Linked DNA regions of Homo sapiens: region 2 is linked to region 1. A link is a loop called in an ENCODE intact Hi-C map of the cell type or tissue named here. Cell type or tissue: body of pancreas. All regions are shown on one strand. Each heading gives the region's core, and the rest is flanking DNA. Links, peaks and the distances in the headings are about the cores only. Region 1 has its middle 11 kb from the start of ZNF19. Region 2 overlaps LINC02136 (long intergenic non-protein coding RNA 2136).

Region 1 (8,337 bases), core at 52-8,051:
AGTTTGATTTTATTTTATTCAAGTCCAACTCTAGTGGCTCCTCGCACACTCTTCCTAAACATCTTTGTTCTCCTTTTTCTCTTTTTCAATATTTACTCAATATTCTCAGAAAACTCAGTCTCCCTCTCTGCCTGTTCATTAAATGTGTTGGAAAAAAAAAAAAGACCTTGGTAATGGGTAATTATAGTAGACGAACTAGAGATAAAACTTGAATGTGGAATGGAAAACTCTATTTTTGCTTTTATTAGTTTTAATTAATAATAATAACTGTACATACCTATGGGATACTGTGTGATATTTCAATACATATATACAATACATAATGATCAAATCCACATAATTAGCATATCCATCGCCTCAAACATTTATCATTTCTTTGTGCTGGGAACATTCAAAATCCACTCTTCTAGCTATTCAAAATACAATAAATTATTGTTAATTATAGTCATTCTATTATGCTTTAGAATGCTAGAACTCAGTCCTGCTATCTAGTTCTCCTTTTGTATCCATTAACCAAATTTTGGCTCTCTCTGTATTTTGTTTTTAATGACCATAGTTTTAAGAGATCAAGTTTTAAAGCCCTTAGACATTCCCAGGAGGCCTCTTCCATAACATCTTCAATAAACTCCTAATTCTCCAATGGCTATCTATTCAGCAAATATTTATCGAGGTTTTACTGGTTATGTGCCAGGTATCATTCTGGGGATAGAGCAGTGAATAAAATAGACAAAAAATATTTACATTTATAGAACTTGCATTATATTGTAATTAATTTCTCTCACATTATACCTGCTGTCTTAATAAAGAGAATGAAATGGAAGAAATTTTTTATTTGGTATTTGCTAATATTGTAATTGTTTTGTTGCACTGACATATACATATAACAAAATTGCTCCATTATGGAAAAACTGATTTTCATTTCCAGGTAGTGACTTAACCACCACTTAAGATGCTAATTCACTTGGAAATAGCATTCTGGGGTGCAAAATTAATTTCCAAATTAACTTTGGAAGATGACTGTAAGTTTTATAAAATTATGGAAGTTTATGAAAAACTAACACTTTTTAACAGCTAAATAAATTATCAAGGTAGGCTTAAATGTAAAAAATGAAATCAGACAGTATTAGAAAAATTATTTTCTCGTACTTCTGCTTATACCAGTAAAAGCCTCTATTAAAAAGTAAGAGTTGATTTGGGAGGCCGAGGCGGGTGGATCACCTGAGGTCAGGAGTTCAAGACCAGCCTGGCCAACATATAGTGAAACCCCATCTCCACTAAAAATATAAAAATTAGCTGGGCAGAGTGGCACACGCCTGTAGTTCCAGCTACTTGGGAAGCTGAGGCAGGAGAATTGCTTGAACCTTGGAGGTGGAGTTTGCAGTAAGCTGAGATCGCACCACTGCACTCCACCCTGGGCAACAGAGCGAGACTCTGTCTCTCAAAAAAACAAAAACAACAAAAAAGTTAGAGTTGAAAACCCTAGACTAGGCCCTTCAGCACTGGAATCAGATCTAAGTGTATTAGAACAGAAATTTACCAATTAGTTTTCTTCTGATTCCAAGATGATCCTTTGAAATAATTTATCCTCAGGATTTGGCTTACTCACAGAGAACATCCATTTCCTACAGTAAGGTGACTCTCAAATAAAATGAAAGTGAGCTACAGGAATCTAACAACCCCTCAAAAATCTTCCGGAATCTAATCAACACCAAATAGGAGGAAGGGCCATTGGTCAGTTCATTTGCAGAGATTTTATTACATATCTTTGTCCTACAAGTTTCAGACTGGCTGGGCGTGGTGGCTCATGCCTGTAATCCCAGCACTCTGGGAGGCGGAGGCAGGTGGATCACTTAAGGTCAGGAGTTCAAGGCTAATCTGGCCAACATGGTGAAACTCCATCTCTAATAAAAAATATAAAAATTAGCTGGACATCGTGGTGTGCACCTGTAGTCCCAGCTTCTCAGGAAGCTGAGGCAGGAGAGTCACTTGAACCCAAGAGATGAATGCTGCAGTGAGGCAAGATCGTGCCACTGTACCCCTGGGTACAGTGTCTGGGTAACAGAGCAAGACTCCATCTCCAAAAAGAATAAAAATAGAAGTTTCAGACCAAAGTGCCACCTTGGTTTTTAGTTCTTTGTTCTGAGCTAAGCATATTAGCTTTTATTTTTATACGTTCTTGTTGTTTATCTTCTACATTTCTTTTTCATGCTCCCATCTTGTGGAAGATCCCTCTTGTGCAGATTTGGATGCTAGACCTGCAAGCGAGAGAGTGAGTGGCTCCTTGAAGATACTGGCAGTCCATGGAGAGTTAGCATGTGTGGAGTTTGGGCTCTAGTGCCTTGTTTTCTAAAGATGGTGTTTGGTATAGTTTGGATATGTGTCCCTGCCCAAATCTCATGTTGAAATGTAATCCCCAGTGGTGGAGGTGGGGCCTGGTGGGAGGTGACTGGATCATAGGGGCGGAGTTCTCATGAATGATTTAGCACTATGCCCTTGGTGCTGTCCTTGCGATAGTGAGTGAGTCTTCCTGAGATCTGGTTGTTTAAAAGGATGTGGCTCCTCCCCGCTCTCTCTCTTGGTCCTGCTCCTGCCATGTGATGTGACTGCTTCCCCTTCAACTTTGGCCATAATTGTAAGTTTCCTGAGGCCTCCCCAGAAGCTGAGCAGATGCCAGCATCATGCTTCCTGTACAGCCTGCAGAACCATGAGCCAATTAAACCTCTTTTCTGTATAAATTACCCAGTCTCAGCTATTTCTTTATAGCAAGGTGAGAACAGCCCAACGCAGTGTGCCAGCACTGTTCTCTTCCCCTCTTTTCACTCCGCACACAAAAGTTCTGCAATTCTGTGAATTTACTGTGTTTTTGTTCAAGTGTCTTAGCAACTTCATTCAGAATTTCAACATGCCATTTTAATCTGCTTCTCCCTCCCAAGCCTGTTACCTTGAAGTAGTAATTAACTGTCCTCATGCTTTTTCTTATTTTACTTGCTTGTCATTGATGGTGTTCTGAGCTACTCTTCCCTTGAGCTTCTTTGTTCATTCCTGAGGTCTTTCTCTTCCCTCTTCTCCCCGAGCACACCCAAAGTTTTCATCTAGTTAGTGATTTGCAATGTTATGCCCTACTTCATCTTTTTTTTTTTTTTGAGATGGAGACTCACTCTGTCACCCAGGCTGGAGTGCAGTGGTGTGATCTCGGCTTACTGCAACCTCTGCCTCCTGGGTTCAAGCGATTCACCTGTGTCAACCTCCCGAGTAGCTGGGACTACAGGCGCCCACCACCATGCCCAGCTAATTTTTGTATTTTTAGTAGAGACAGGGTTTCACCATGTTGGTCAAGCTGGTCTCGAACTCCTGATCTCGTGATCCACCCACCTCGGCCTCCCAAAGTGCTGGGATTACAGGTGTGAGCCACTGCGCCCGGCCTACTTCATTTCAAATATTTAATTTTGGGTCTTTTCCAACATAGATTGAAACTTTTTTGCATATTTATTAGCTTTAATAATGTAAATGTGGTCTCATACTGGGTAGAATTATCTTATTTGTTGCTCCTCGTACAAACTTCTCTGATCCCTGCCAGGCGAGGTATCAGAGCCCCAGCAATGGCAAGTGGCTGGCTTGCAGGTGGTAAAAAAGAATTTACAGTATAGGTTTGAAAAGGAAAGTTTTATTAGATAGAAAGAACACTGCAGGAGAGGGCAGTGAGGCACTTCAGCAAGAGAGGACTGAGCGTGCTGGTGGATTTTCCTTAGGGGTATTTATGGACCTTAAAGCAGGAGCTTAAGGGTAATGTGGACCACATTAGCAATGTAGGTCATGAAAAATGATCACATTTGTAGACATTTTAGTGCCTTGATGTCAGCAAGGGATGCACAATGAGTTTCAACGTGCATGGATTTCGGAGATGTATAGAACTCCTAGTTACTTATAAATTTAGGGGGAAGAAGTCTGGTACCAGATGCCAGCTTTAGATAATAGGCAAGTCTAATTACTTTCTAATTCCTCAGACAGGGAGTTTTGCCTCCAGATGGTCTGCCTGATGGCCACCAGGTGATCTTTGCTCTCCTCCATCATTATTACTGTCGTCATTTTTGAACCAGACCATATTCTGGCATCAAGAGGGAAGAAAAATTAACAATCTCCAACCATTTGAAGAGCCTGACTCTGTCCTGAATATTGAACTGCACTCTGAACAGCAGCTACATTTACTTGGCACAATGGTGACATCTAGTGTCAGCGGGATAAATTTCAGCTAGCTCTGCGATTTACCAGAAATTTAAGCACAGGGTCTCAGTGCCTCAGGATCCTCACCTCAACTTCCTTCAGGGCCAAGAAAATGTTTCCTTCCAATTTGTAATTTGCCTTTGGATTTTCTTAACAATTGCTCTTTAATTTTATACATTATTGGGTTTAAAATTAATGTACAATAGACCAGAGATGTTTAGAGTGTACAATATGATGAGTTTTTGACCAGCAGAGAACAAAATAGAAAAATTAAAAAAACCCTTGTCCTCATAGAGCTTACATTCTTAATGGCCAAAATTATGTCACATGGCTGCTCCTAACAGCAGAGGAATCTGTAAGGCAAGTTTTTTTACTTTCTTGCTTCCATAGTAGGAAGAAGATGGAAAGGGGGGGTTTGCGTGAGCCCATCTACAATTCCTGCCACAGTGAGACAGAGAAGCACTCAAATTACATAAGTGCTTATATACAACAGTTAAGGTTAAAGCATGTTTCAGAAGTATCGACATGCGTGTTCTTTACATCCGCCCTATTTATTATTATTACTACTATTATTATTAACTTAGATGCCTTCTTATGTGATGACATGTAAATAGATCCTCTAGCACAAGACCTTGATCCACAGAGGACCTCCAGTCAATGATAGACATTATCTTAGCACCAATAACGTACGCCCTGTGGTTTTCTAATGTTGCTTAGAGCTTTCATTATTTGCATACCTTGTTCGCTGTAAAGGTTCTCTGTCTACTATAAGCTCATCTGGCTCATGACACCCTTCATCTGGCTCATCAAGGTGTTCACAGCCTGTTTGTTTTCCAAACTCCCCTTGATGGAGAGAAACAGATGTCTACTAGACAGGATGAGTGGGTCCACTCATCTGGCTCAGAATATATCCATTCTTACTGAATCAATATTATATCACAGTTTATAAAAATGTACTCCAAAATTTCTGGGACTTACCACCAGGCTACGCTTTCCAAGGGAAAATCCATCAGAGCACTGGTTCTCAAACTTGGCTGCACATTGGGATCACCTAGGAAGTTTTTTAAAAAAACATAGTGCCTAGGACCCACCCCGCAAAACAGTGATTCTCAACTAGGTGGTTTGCCCCACTACTAGAAATACATGGATATGTCTTTTGGTCAGTACAACTAGGTAAGTGTGCTACTGGCATCTAGTGGGTAGAGCCCAAGGGTGCAGTTAAACAACCCACAATGCACAGGACAGCTCCTACAGCAAAGAATTATCTCGTCCCAAATGTCTATAGAGCCAAGGTGGAGAAACCCTGTCCAAAGATACAAATATCCATATGCATTCAGCCTGGGTGTGGGATTTTTGAAACCTCCCCAGGTGATTATTCTAGGCAGTAAAGCTTGAGAACCACTGCTAGAGACATGTTCCTAGAGAACATTCAATCATATGGCTAAATTCCTCTCAACCCCTTGCCATTGAGCTTGAACTGAAAATTTTCCATTTCTTCTTGTTTGATTTGGGAGTTGTTTGTTTGGGAGGTGAGGGTGGTTGGAAGGAGGAAGAGCTAGTTGCTTTTGTGAGAAAGCCTAGGTTTCCCACAACATGCTAGAATGGGTATCTCTGTAAATAGAAGTCTAGCTGTTATTATTCACCTTGTGAGTTGGCCTCCCCGGCATAGCTCAAGAGGATCATTAACCACTGTCAAACACACATGTCCTGGGGTACGGGTCACTAGGAATTACATGTGGGAGAAGCAACTCCTTTGCAAATGAGCACTCCCTAATGTTTCACAGAATGACAGCTTCTCCCACTAGGGACCTCCCAGGAAGGGCCACTGCAGTTGTGAAACTCTAGGGGGAACCAGTCACATAGAACACAATGTGAACGATGCTCCCAGGCTTCATGGCCCTCAAAGTTAATTTTACATTCACCAGAATGCCTAGCCTTTTAAATCAGTCCCATATATACATAGAAAGAGAGGGTGTCTCACTCTATTGACCAGGCTGGAGAGTGGTGGCACCATCACCGCTCACTGCAGCCTTGACCTGCTGGGCTAAAGCAGTCCTCCTGCCTCAGCCTTGCGAGTAGCTGGGACTACAAGTGCATGCCACCATGCCTGGCTAATTTTTTAATTTTTCTGTAGACCCAGGGTTTCACCATATTTCCCAGACTAGTCTTGAACTCCTGGCCTTAAGTGATCCTCCCACCTCAGCCTCCTAAAGTGCTGGGATTACAGGCATGAGCCACCGTGCCTGGCCCAGTCCAGGCTACATGAAATATTTAAATATTTTGCCTACGTGAAAATATTCCACTAGCTCTCCATATGTACTTTGACATTTATTTATATTATCTCAGATAATGCTAGGATAATATATGTTACTCTCTATATATGTATATATACACACTATATGTATACATGCGTATTTATAGATAATATTTAAAATTTGTAATGCAAATAGTGTCGTATTTTACAAGCCAACCTACAACTTGCTTTTTTCACTTAACACTCTATATTACCCACTTAGCATGCCCAGATATGTAGATATATGTTATTCCTCTAACAGCTGCAGAATATTACATTGCATGGACTTGATTTTAAAGAATAGTTGCATATTAGATGTAAGTGGAATGAACATTGGCATTTCCTGAGCCCCATAACATGACACTGAAAGGACAAAAAGGCTGCAGATTCACAAGGACAAGAGAGTGAGAAAGGAGACAAACGCAGATGAGAGATGTTCACAGTGTTTCGGTGATACCAGGAAGCAAGCTGATTCACCCAGTGGAAAGGCTCAGGGATCGGGCATCAGAGACTTCACAAGGCAGAGGCGAGCCATGTGACAGACGTATAAGGATCAATTGGACCCACCGATCTCATTCCCACCTGCAAAGCCCAAAGACCTCTCCTCCCAAACTTTGCAATATAGGAGCTTTATTCTCTGGGGAAAACACCAGCAGAGGGCCAGATGGAGACAGTGGATTTAAAACAAGGAGATGATTAAAAGTGTGCATGCTGAACAAACATCACAAGGCGTTGCCACTGCCCCAGCTCCATTCTCCCACCTGGCTCTCAAAACATTATCAAGCAGGCTTATACTGTCTGCAGAGGAGCCTTAGAGGCAGTGAATAACCCCAGATAAACCTACAAAACATCTGGGGTAAGGGTCTATCAGCGAAAAAAAAAAAAAAATGCCATAGTCTCACAATTTCTTCTTTACCACAGAGGACTGGGTGTGATTCTAGGACCCCAAACACAGCCATGCCTACAGGTAGCACAAACATAATAGAAATGACAAGGAAGAAGAGAATTTCTAGAAATAATGATCAAGAGCATCGGGGATATTTAGCACTAAAACTAGTGATCCAAGGGACATGCTGGTAGGAGGTCATGGGGAACCATGGAGAATGTCAGACTGAGATGGGCAGGGATGAGGGCAGAGCAGGAGCAGCACCCAAGATGTCTACCTCTTAATTCCATCAAGGAGACAAGAGGGACTCGACAGAGCCATCATGGGACAGAGATCAACAGTGACCAACCTGATTCAGCAGCCATCTGGTGTACCTACTATGGGACAGAGATCAACAGTGACCAACTTGATTCAGCAGCCACCTGGTGTACCTACTATGCGCCAGATTCCGTGTTAGGGAGCACGTACGGATATAGGAGTAGGATGCTGTCCAATGATCTAACAATGCACCTGTGGAGATTGCCACTCACGGTGTTCTCCGCTTTCCTAGAGTCTGGAGACTCTCTCTTCTTACTTTCACAGCTCTTTGGCCATCCACAAATCCATTTGCCCACACGCTTCCTGGTTCCTTCACTTTCCTCCAGCCTGACACAGACGTGTCTTTCCTGGTGCACTCCCACTAAAGAATGTCTGCGAGGATAGAAGGTCCCTTCTGGTTGTCATGACAAACCAACAAACTAGCATGGGAAACACTCACTGTGTGCAAGGGACTCACTTTGGCATTCAAACTTCATCGTACAGAATAAAGAAAATGTGGTTCATCTATGCCATGGAATACTACACAGCCATAAAAAGGAATGAGATCATGTCTTTTGCAGCAACATGGATAGAGCTGGAGGCCATTATCCTAAGCAGATTAACACAGGGACAGAAAACC
Region 2 (8,337 bases), core at 219-8,218, 88 kb before region 1:
CCTTCTCCATAAGACCCTTCTCTGATCTTTCCTCTGAATGAGGAACTACTAATTCTGAGGCTTGTGGTTAAACAGAAATGTATTCACCACAAATGAAGATTATCTCAAGATCTTGCTCCCCACAAAATTAACTGTTTCATTTTAATTGTAGCTCATATTTTAATAGTAAAGGACTGAAAGGTTTATGTTGCACTTAATGCTCTCAAAAACCTTTAGGGTGTTTGTTTGTTTGTTTGTTTAGAGACAGGATCTCACTCTGTCACCCAGGCTGGAGTGCAGTGGCACAATTATAGCTCACTGCAACCTTGAACTCCTGGGCTCAAGTGATCCTCCCACCTCAGCTTCCTGCATAGCTGAGACTACAGGGGCATGCCACTGGGCTCTGCTGAATTTCGTTTCTTTTTTTTTTTCCTCTCTTTTTTTTTTTTTTTTTTTTGTAGAGACAGGGTCTCACTATGTTGTCCAGGCTGGAATCCTTAAGGTTTGCATAACGAGAAACACAGTAAGAACCAAGTTCCAGTTGATCAGGCTGCCCTACCAGATTAAGGAACTCGTACTTTATATCCAATGGGGCTGCAGTTTGGAAGCCCTGTAGTCGTCGACTTTCCCTTTAAGCAGTGCACAGAAATAGGAAGAGATCAATAAAGCCCAGAAGAGAAATCTTGCCAAACTTCAACACAGCAAATAACAACCACTTATCGAGGGCTCAACTCCACTAGGAACATCACAAAGCAGCAGTTCTCAGTTGGGGGCAATTTTGTCCCACTCTCACCTCCCCAAAGACATTGAGCAATGTCTGAAGACATTTTTTATTGGTGAAACGAGGTGGGGATGGGGTGGAGGGTGCTACTGGTATCTAGTGGGTAGAGCCAGAGATGCTGCTAATCACCCTGCAATGCACAAGTCAGTCCACAACAACAAGGAATGATTTGGCCCCACATGGCAAGATTCCCCAGGTTGGGAAACTCTGGTATAAAATAAAGGCACCTGAAACACGCCCCTGACCCCAACCCCAGGCATCCAGTCTTTATGTCATGATCCCTCTGAACATCTTAGTTAAGCTATTGCCTTTGCTCCTAAGGGAAAAAAAAATATTTATACATGCATACACAGAAACAAAGCTTTGCAATTTTGGGGGGCAAGGTGACAGAGCAGGGGCCTTGCCATTGTGGACAAGCACCTTATTTTAAAATTCATCTTAATCAAAAACCGCCTAAAGCCAAAAGGCATCAGCCTAATGGCTAAGGTCGGCATGACCAGAAACTACAAATAACATCTCCGACCAGAAACATTCCAAACTCCTCCCCAACCAGAGACATGCTAGCCCCAAGATAACCCCCCTCTGGCTGGGAAGATGCCAGCCCCAAGATAACTAACCTCCCTCCTGCCGGAAAGACGTCAGCCCCAAGATAACCTCCTCTCTGCCCAGAAACATTCCGACCCGGCTATAGACTTCTCCCTGACCCAAAAACATTCCAAGCTTGTGATAAGACCCTCACCCTAAAACCAATATATACTTTTAGTCTGTAACAGAAAGCGCCCCTGACCAAAATCGGCCAGAAGCCCCTCCAGGTTTTATCTAAAGTAAACCTGTCTTTAAAAATTTCATGTTTTTTTCCTCTTTCTTTAACTCTTACACAAGTGTTCATCAATCCCTGATGCCCATTCAGGAACACTCCTCAATCCCAGACACCCAAAGATACTGAAGTCAGGTTCTTTTCCTTTTTCTTTTTTTTTTGTCTCGCTCTGTCACTCAGGCTGGAGAGCGGTGGCGTGATCTCAGCTCACTGCAATCTCACCTCCTGGGTTCAAGCGATTCTCCTGCTTCAGCCTCCCGAGTAGCTGGGACTACAGGTCTCCATCTCCTGACCTCGTGATCCACCCGCCTTGGCCTCCCAAAGTGCTGGGATTACAGGTGTGAGCCATTGTGCCCAGCTGAGGTCAGGTACTCTTTTTAGCGAGTATTCCCATTTTAAAAAATCTTTTTAAATAAAAAGAACCTGGCTCCAAAAAAACCATTTGCATGTATGATACCTCATTGAAACCTCAGAGCCATCCAACCGGGTCAGGTCTACCCGAATTGCCATGGACAGAGAACAAGACTGGGGCACCGAGAGGTTTAGATGACTTTTCTGTGGTGACACAGCCAGTGAGTGGCAGAGACACAGGAATGCCACCCCACCCCTGCTCTGGCCACCACCGGCACTCCAGGTTCTGACACCCCATGCCGTGGAATCGCACGGTGGGATCCCAGCTGACCCAGGGTGCTCCGTCTCCACCCTGGCTTTCCATCTGGCCCACACAGGTGAAGTGCAAAGGCTGATCTCAGAGAAACCATCAGAGGTACTATCACACTGCCTCATCAGTGACAGTCACTCTCCTGGCCAGGTGCATGGGCGTGGATGTGGATCACATCAGGTGTGGAACAGAGGCAGCGCACTCCTCGAGCCCCAGGTGTTTGTGGGAAGCCAACCATACCCTGAATCTCTCCTAGGTACAGGTAGGCCCAGGTGCAGCTCTGACAGGCTCGCCACTCCCGGGCAGGAAACCTCCCAGCCTCAGTCAGCTCCTCTTAATCAGCCCCTCTTCATCTCCAACCAGGATCACCAGTCTGCCAGGCCCCTTCCTGTGCTCCTCAGGAGGCCAGCAGTCTGCCAATATCTGGAACTTAATGAAATGAGAGTAAAAGTGAATCCCTGAGGTTGCCTTATTTTTCCTCCATTGAACCTCTTTCCAGTTCCCTCAGTCTCTCTCTGCCTTTGTTTTATAGTAAGAGGCTACATTTGGACCAGGTGAGCTACTGGTCACGCAGGAGTCGATCTTGCTGTCCTCCTCTGGCTGGACACTATGGCCTGGAACTGACTTCCAGCTCAGGAGTTTGAGCCCAGGAAGCTTATCCTCTGTTTTCACATGCTAGTAGTCACCCTTTTGGTCTGATTGCTGTTGAAAACCACGCAATACAACACCTGCAACTCTGTCGGAAGCCTGTGACAATCAAACTGCATTCACCCAGACTGTGTTCAGAGGCGCATATGTCTTAGAGTTTGCAAATGCATATATTCAAGTCTAAAATCTGTGTTTCAGAAAGCAACAGCCAACCAGATTTAGCAAGTCCCACCCATTTGCCGTAGGTACACCAGACCAATTTTTTAAATGAGTAAAACATTTTTTTTTTTTTTGAGACTGAGTCTCACTCCATCGCCCAGGCTGGAATGCAGTGGCACGATCTCAGCTCACTGCAACCTCTGCCTCCTGGGTTCAAGCGATTCTCGTACCTCAGCCTCCCAAGTAGCTAGAATTACAGCATGTGCCGCCATGCCCAGCTAATTTTTGTAGTTTTAGTAGAGATGGGGTTTCACTATGTTGGCTAGGCTGGTTTCAAACTCCTGACCTCGGCCTCCCAAAGTGCTGGGATTACAGGCATGAGCCACCATGTCCAGCCAAAACATTATTTTAAAGCTAAGCTCCCCACCCTCTTGCTATTCCTTTGGTTCCCCTCTCTCCCCGGGACAAACCCCATTCAACTCTAACATGCATCCCATCTCTGGATATTTCTCACTGTTACAAGGCAGTCATGTAGCCAGGACCACCGTGTCCTGATGTCTAGTGTGTTTGACAACTAACAGAAAAGGGATTTGGCGTTTTTATTTTATTTTGAGACTGAATCTCACTCTATCACCCAGGCGCAATCTTGGCTCACTGCAACCTCCACCTCCCAGAGGCTCAAGTGATTCTCCTGCCTCAGCCTCCCAAGTAGCTGGGATTCTAGGCATGCACCACCACATCCAGCTAATTTTTTGTATTTTTAGTAGAGAAGGAGTTTCACTGTGTTGGCCAGGCTGATCTCGAACTCCTGACCTCAAGTGATCCTCCCACCTCGGCCTCCCAAAGTGCTGGGATTACAGGCATGAACCATGGCGCCCGGCTGGAAAAGAGATCATCCTGTCCACAGCTGGGCCCTATTCGGGATCATCTCTTAGGAGGGCCCTAGCTCCTTTCCTGGACTGTATCTTGTCCCCATGATTGAACAAGGGTGGCTTTCAGGAAGAGGATGGGGAAAGTCCAGCCCAGAACCAGGCCCTACAGCAGAAGGCAAAAAAAAAAAAAAAAAAAAAAAAAAAAAGGTGATTCCCTTGACTCTGGCCCCCTAAGGGCAATGTGAGCCCCCCAAAACCATGAGTCCAACTCCCTGTTGTCTGGGGAGCAGCACCACAGCCCAGGATGGCTTGGGGGATGCATTGGATGAGGGAGAAGCAGGCCCACAAAGGGGAGATGAATGTGTCAAGATCACACAGCCAGGCAGGGCACAGTAGGGACTAGACCTGTGCTCAAGGTACTGGGCCATTTTGCATTTCTGAATGGGCAGCAGCATCAGAACCTTCATACTCCTCATACCACTGACGGCAGGCTCTGTGCATGGGGATATCCTTGACCCTGCACCTGGCACAGAGGGAAGCCAGCCAGCTGCGGACAGTCACGCCCTGGGGCTCTGAGCTGCTCCACTGCACCTGGGGCATCCTGCACCGGGGTGGACAGTTCCCAGTCAAGACGACGAAGACTAGGAGACCCGACCTGGGAACTCTACGTGGCGCCAGAGTGCCCCCTGCTGGCTGACCGCCAAGCAACCCAAACCTCACGTCTGCATCTAAGACTTCTCTTGACTCCCGCCCAGGAGAGCTGAGGGTTGGGTTCAGCGCCCACCTTCTCCTAGGAAGTTTCTCCTGGACCTGCTCTATCCAACCTCTATCTCAGCTGCCGACTACAGGGCCCCCTGCTGTTTCCAGTTCCTGGCCCACCCAGAGTTTTTCCTACTCATGTGGGCTACCCCCAGGACACTGGGAGCGAGGCCCTTGTTTAAGGAATCGTCTTCAGCATCACGGCAGAGGAGGAGCCCACCCATGTCAGGGTGAGTGCTGGGGTCTCAGGGAAGCCCGTCCACCATGGGCAGCGACATTATTTTCCCAATTGTTCTGCGATTCCCATCTCTCTTGGGAACAGGGCTTGCGCTCTGACTGTGAGTGAACAAGATGACCACAAGGGGGCAGCAGAGACAAAAAGCTTCGCCTGAAAACCATTTGCTAAAGTTCTCCACCCACGAGGTAAATCAGTTCCCAGTCCTGGCTGCACACTGGATTCACCTGGTGAGCTTTAAACACTACCGATGCCAAGTTCCCACCCCTACAAATGCTGAGTTAATGGCCCTGGGGTGCCATCCTAACATCTTTTTACAATCTCCCAAGGGAAACTTTAATTTAAAATGCAGAAGGCAGTGGAGGAGGGAAAGAGCGACCTTTCAGGCCATTCTTCTATCGGGCTAGGGCTGAGGATCACTGGGTTAGACCCTTGTTAATGCAAAGCGTGGCTCACGGACCACCAGCATCAAGGTCACCTGGGAGCTTGTTAGAAATAAGGACCTGCCCCAAACCTACTGAGTCAGAATCTGCAATTTAACAGATTCTCCAGAGAATTCATCTGCATATTAAAAGTCTAAGAAACTTACGGTCCTCTTTACCAAAAAGGCACTAGGGAGGTCCTGGTCCAATGCCATATGTACAGTCTGTGGATGCACAGATTAAAGCCCCGAGGCAGGAGTCCCTTTGCCCAAGGTCATTGGCCATGTATTCAGTGGGATGGCACAAACCTGAAGGCCCTGACTCCAGGACCAGTGCACCTTCTCCCACAGCACCCTGCTCCTCCAACCCAGAGGTGGGCCTGGGCACAAGAGGGCAGGAAATGGTGGCAGGAGTTTGGTGGGGTCTTTGAATTTCCCTGTTAGCACGTGTCCTGTGGGGATCCCAGGGATAGCTAAGATACCATCCCTGGCTCAAGGAACTTCTATCCTCATATCTAACTCTGGACAGACGCACTTGGTATCAGTCAAACACAACCTCTTACCTTGAGTCACGTACTAGAACCATCTCTAAATCTAGCAAAACAGAGGAGGGAGAAAAAGACTAGTTTGGATACGTAGCCTGGAAAGGTTTCCTGCAGTCCAGGCAGTGCAGGAGGAGGGTGGGTTAGGTTTCAGGGGCCAGTGGAGGAGGGGGCTGCATTTCAGACCAAAAGACCAAGATGAATGAAGGGTATAGATATACAGGAAAGGATCCACATGACCAGGGCATAGGTAAGGGCTGGGAAGTTGTGGGAGATAAAGCTGGGATGGGACAGGGGCTCGCGGCACAGACCAGACCCTAAAAGCAGGCAGAGCACTTGGCCAGGTAGAACCAATTCAGACCCTGGGCTGGAGGCCACAGAGAGCCATGGAAAGTGTTTGAGCCAGGAGAGGAGTCTGGGCCTTGGAAAGACCTTCCAGCATCAGTCCTGTCAGGTTTTGGAGATGATGCAATGAAGAGAGAGGCTACAGGAACCCTCATCCTGAGAGCTCACTGAGTACACGGATCAAGGCTCATTCATCTCAAGGTCACCAGCATTTGCCAGAGTATTAGCCCCTGGAAGGTGACCTGCAAACAACCATCTCTAAGGGAGACCAGCCTTTAACCCAAGGATGATTTCATTCTTAAGGTCCAGGCTGGGCACGGTGGCTCACGCCTGGAATCCCAACAGTTTGGGAGGCCGAGGCAGGCGGATCACTTGAGACCAGGGGTTTGAGACCAGCCTGGGCAACCTAGTGAAACCCTATCTCCACACACACAAATATATATATATATATATATATATATATATCCGAGTGTGGTGGCACATGCCTGTACTCACAGATACTTGGGGGGCTGAGGTAGAAAGATTGCTTGAGCCTGGAAGGCGGAGGTTGCAGTAAGTCAGGATCGTGCCACTGCACTTTGGGCTGTGTGACAGAGCAAGACCTCATCTCAAAAAAAGTAAAATAATTAATAAATAAATAAAACTTAAGGTCCAGAACAGGAAACGTAGGTCATACTCTTGGGACCTTGAGCTTGTTACACTGTGGGGTGGGGATGACCATAGAAATTCCCTTGTGAGATTACAGTGAGACTCACCTGTGATAATGCGTGTTACCTACCTGGCATCTAGGTGAGGCTCAATGTCATGGCAACTCCATTCTACCTGCTTTTCCCAGGGCTTCTGTGACTTTGCACCATCGTAGTAGTCTCTGGAGCCCCTTGAGATTTCCCTTCAATCTCTTCTTGCCTCCTAATTAACAGCAGCATTTATTGAATGCTTTGACCATATTAAAACACTTTGCATATGTGAACTCGTTTGGTCCTACAGTCATGCCTTGATTCATTCTCTAAATTTTTATTTATTTATTTATTTTTTGAGACAGAGTTTTGCTCTTGTTACCCAGGCTGGAGTGCAGTGGCATGATCTTGGCTCACTGCAACCTCCCCACCTTCTGGTTTCAAGCGATTCTCCTGCCTCAGCCTCCCAAGGATTACAGGCGCCCGCCACCATGCCTGGCTAATTTTTGTATTTTTAGTAGAGATGGGGTTTCACCACATTGGCCAGGCTGGTCTCAAACTCCTGACCTCATGATCCACCCGCCTTGGCCTCCCAAAATGCTGGGATTATAGGTGTGAGCCACCGCACCCGGCCCCATTCCCCAATTGAAAGATGAGAAAACTCAAGGGCAGAGCTGGCACATGAGCATAACAGGGACTTGAATCTGATTACTGGCTCAAGCACCCCTCTCCTAACTACTCTTTCTCATGGCCTCCAATGTGTGACTGACCAAGACTCTCCCCTGGCCACTCCATGACCCTCAGGCCACGATCTCCCTCCATAACTCCTTCTCTGACAGTTGAGGGGGCAAATCTCAAGTCTTTGTTCTGAGCCTTGGTCTTCTCCTTTGACCAACATAACCACATGTCCAGAGACCAGTGGGCTAGATCCACATGGACATCTGTCTTCACCTGAAACCCAACCAGCCCCAACTCTAGTCTGAGCCTTGGGCAGCTTGCCCTTGGTCCCTCCACTACAGTACTGAGTTCATTCTCTCCGGAAGTCTAGTTCATCAAGGCCCTGCTGGTTTCCACCCAGGACTGTGGGATCCTGGAGGACAGGCATCTGTCCTCAGGTGCCTCTCACAGCCCCAAGCACAGTAAGTGCTGGACTTACCTCTTCTCTAGCCAGCATCCCTCCCAATTCACCTATTTCAGCTCACAGTGCTACCCTCCATCCCTTGACCCATCCCTCTCCAACAGCTGCCTCATCCCCCAATGGTCCTCTCTGCTCAGAACCACTTTCACCTGCCTCTTAGATTGTTCACTCCCTGACATTCCACCCCACCAACTGCTCCTCCCTGCCCTCCAGCAGGCTCAGGTGAAATCCAACCCCACCCGTTTTTATTTATTTTTTGAGACAGGGTCTCCCTCTGTCATCCAGGCTGGAGTGCAGTGGCAC

What was found. Hi-C counts contacts between places; a loop is a spot of excess contacts. Peaks named below come from ENCODE experiments on the same cell type or tissue, not always from the same donor. Only the 100,000 strongest peaks of a DNase experiment are listed, where the experiment ranks them.
Region 2: a loop joins it to region 1, with 3 times the contacts of the local background. A loop is called at or near these places in 104 of 110 quality-filtered maps.

The regions. Positions count from the first base shown.
Region 1 is chr16:71,495,735-71,504,071 of GRCh38, forward strand. No RefSeq gene overlaps it. Among named protein-coding and RNA genes, the nearest start is that of ZNF19, 11 kb to the left of the region's middle. RefSeq lists a silencer at 4,139-4,298. In body of pancreas, for the core only: a CTCF peak has its summit at 4,226 (motif pointing left); a DNase peak (open chromatin) is centred at 4,237; H3K27ac peaks cover 1,967 bases.
Region 2 is chr16:71,407,868-71,416,204 of GRCh38, forward strand. It overlaps LINC02136 (long intergenic non-protein coding RNA 2136), which reads right to left. Exons shown (of 3, transcript NR_146574.1): 2 at 6,998-7,128; 3 at 2,574-2,667. Among named protein-coding and RNA genes, the nearest start is that of LINC02136, 14 kb to the right of the region's middle. RefSeq lists enhancers at 4,155-4,656, 4,730-4,819. In body of pancreas, for the core only: a CTCF peak has its summit at 5,031 (motif pointing right); DNase peaks (open chromatin) are centred at 4,594 and 5,044.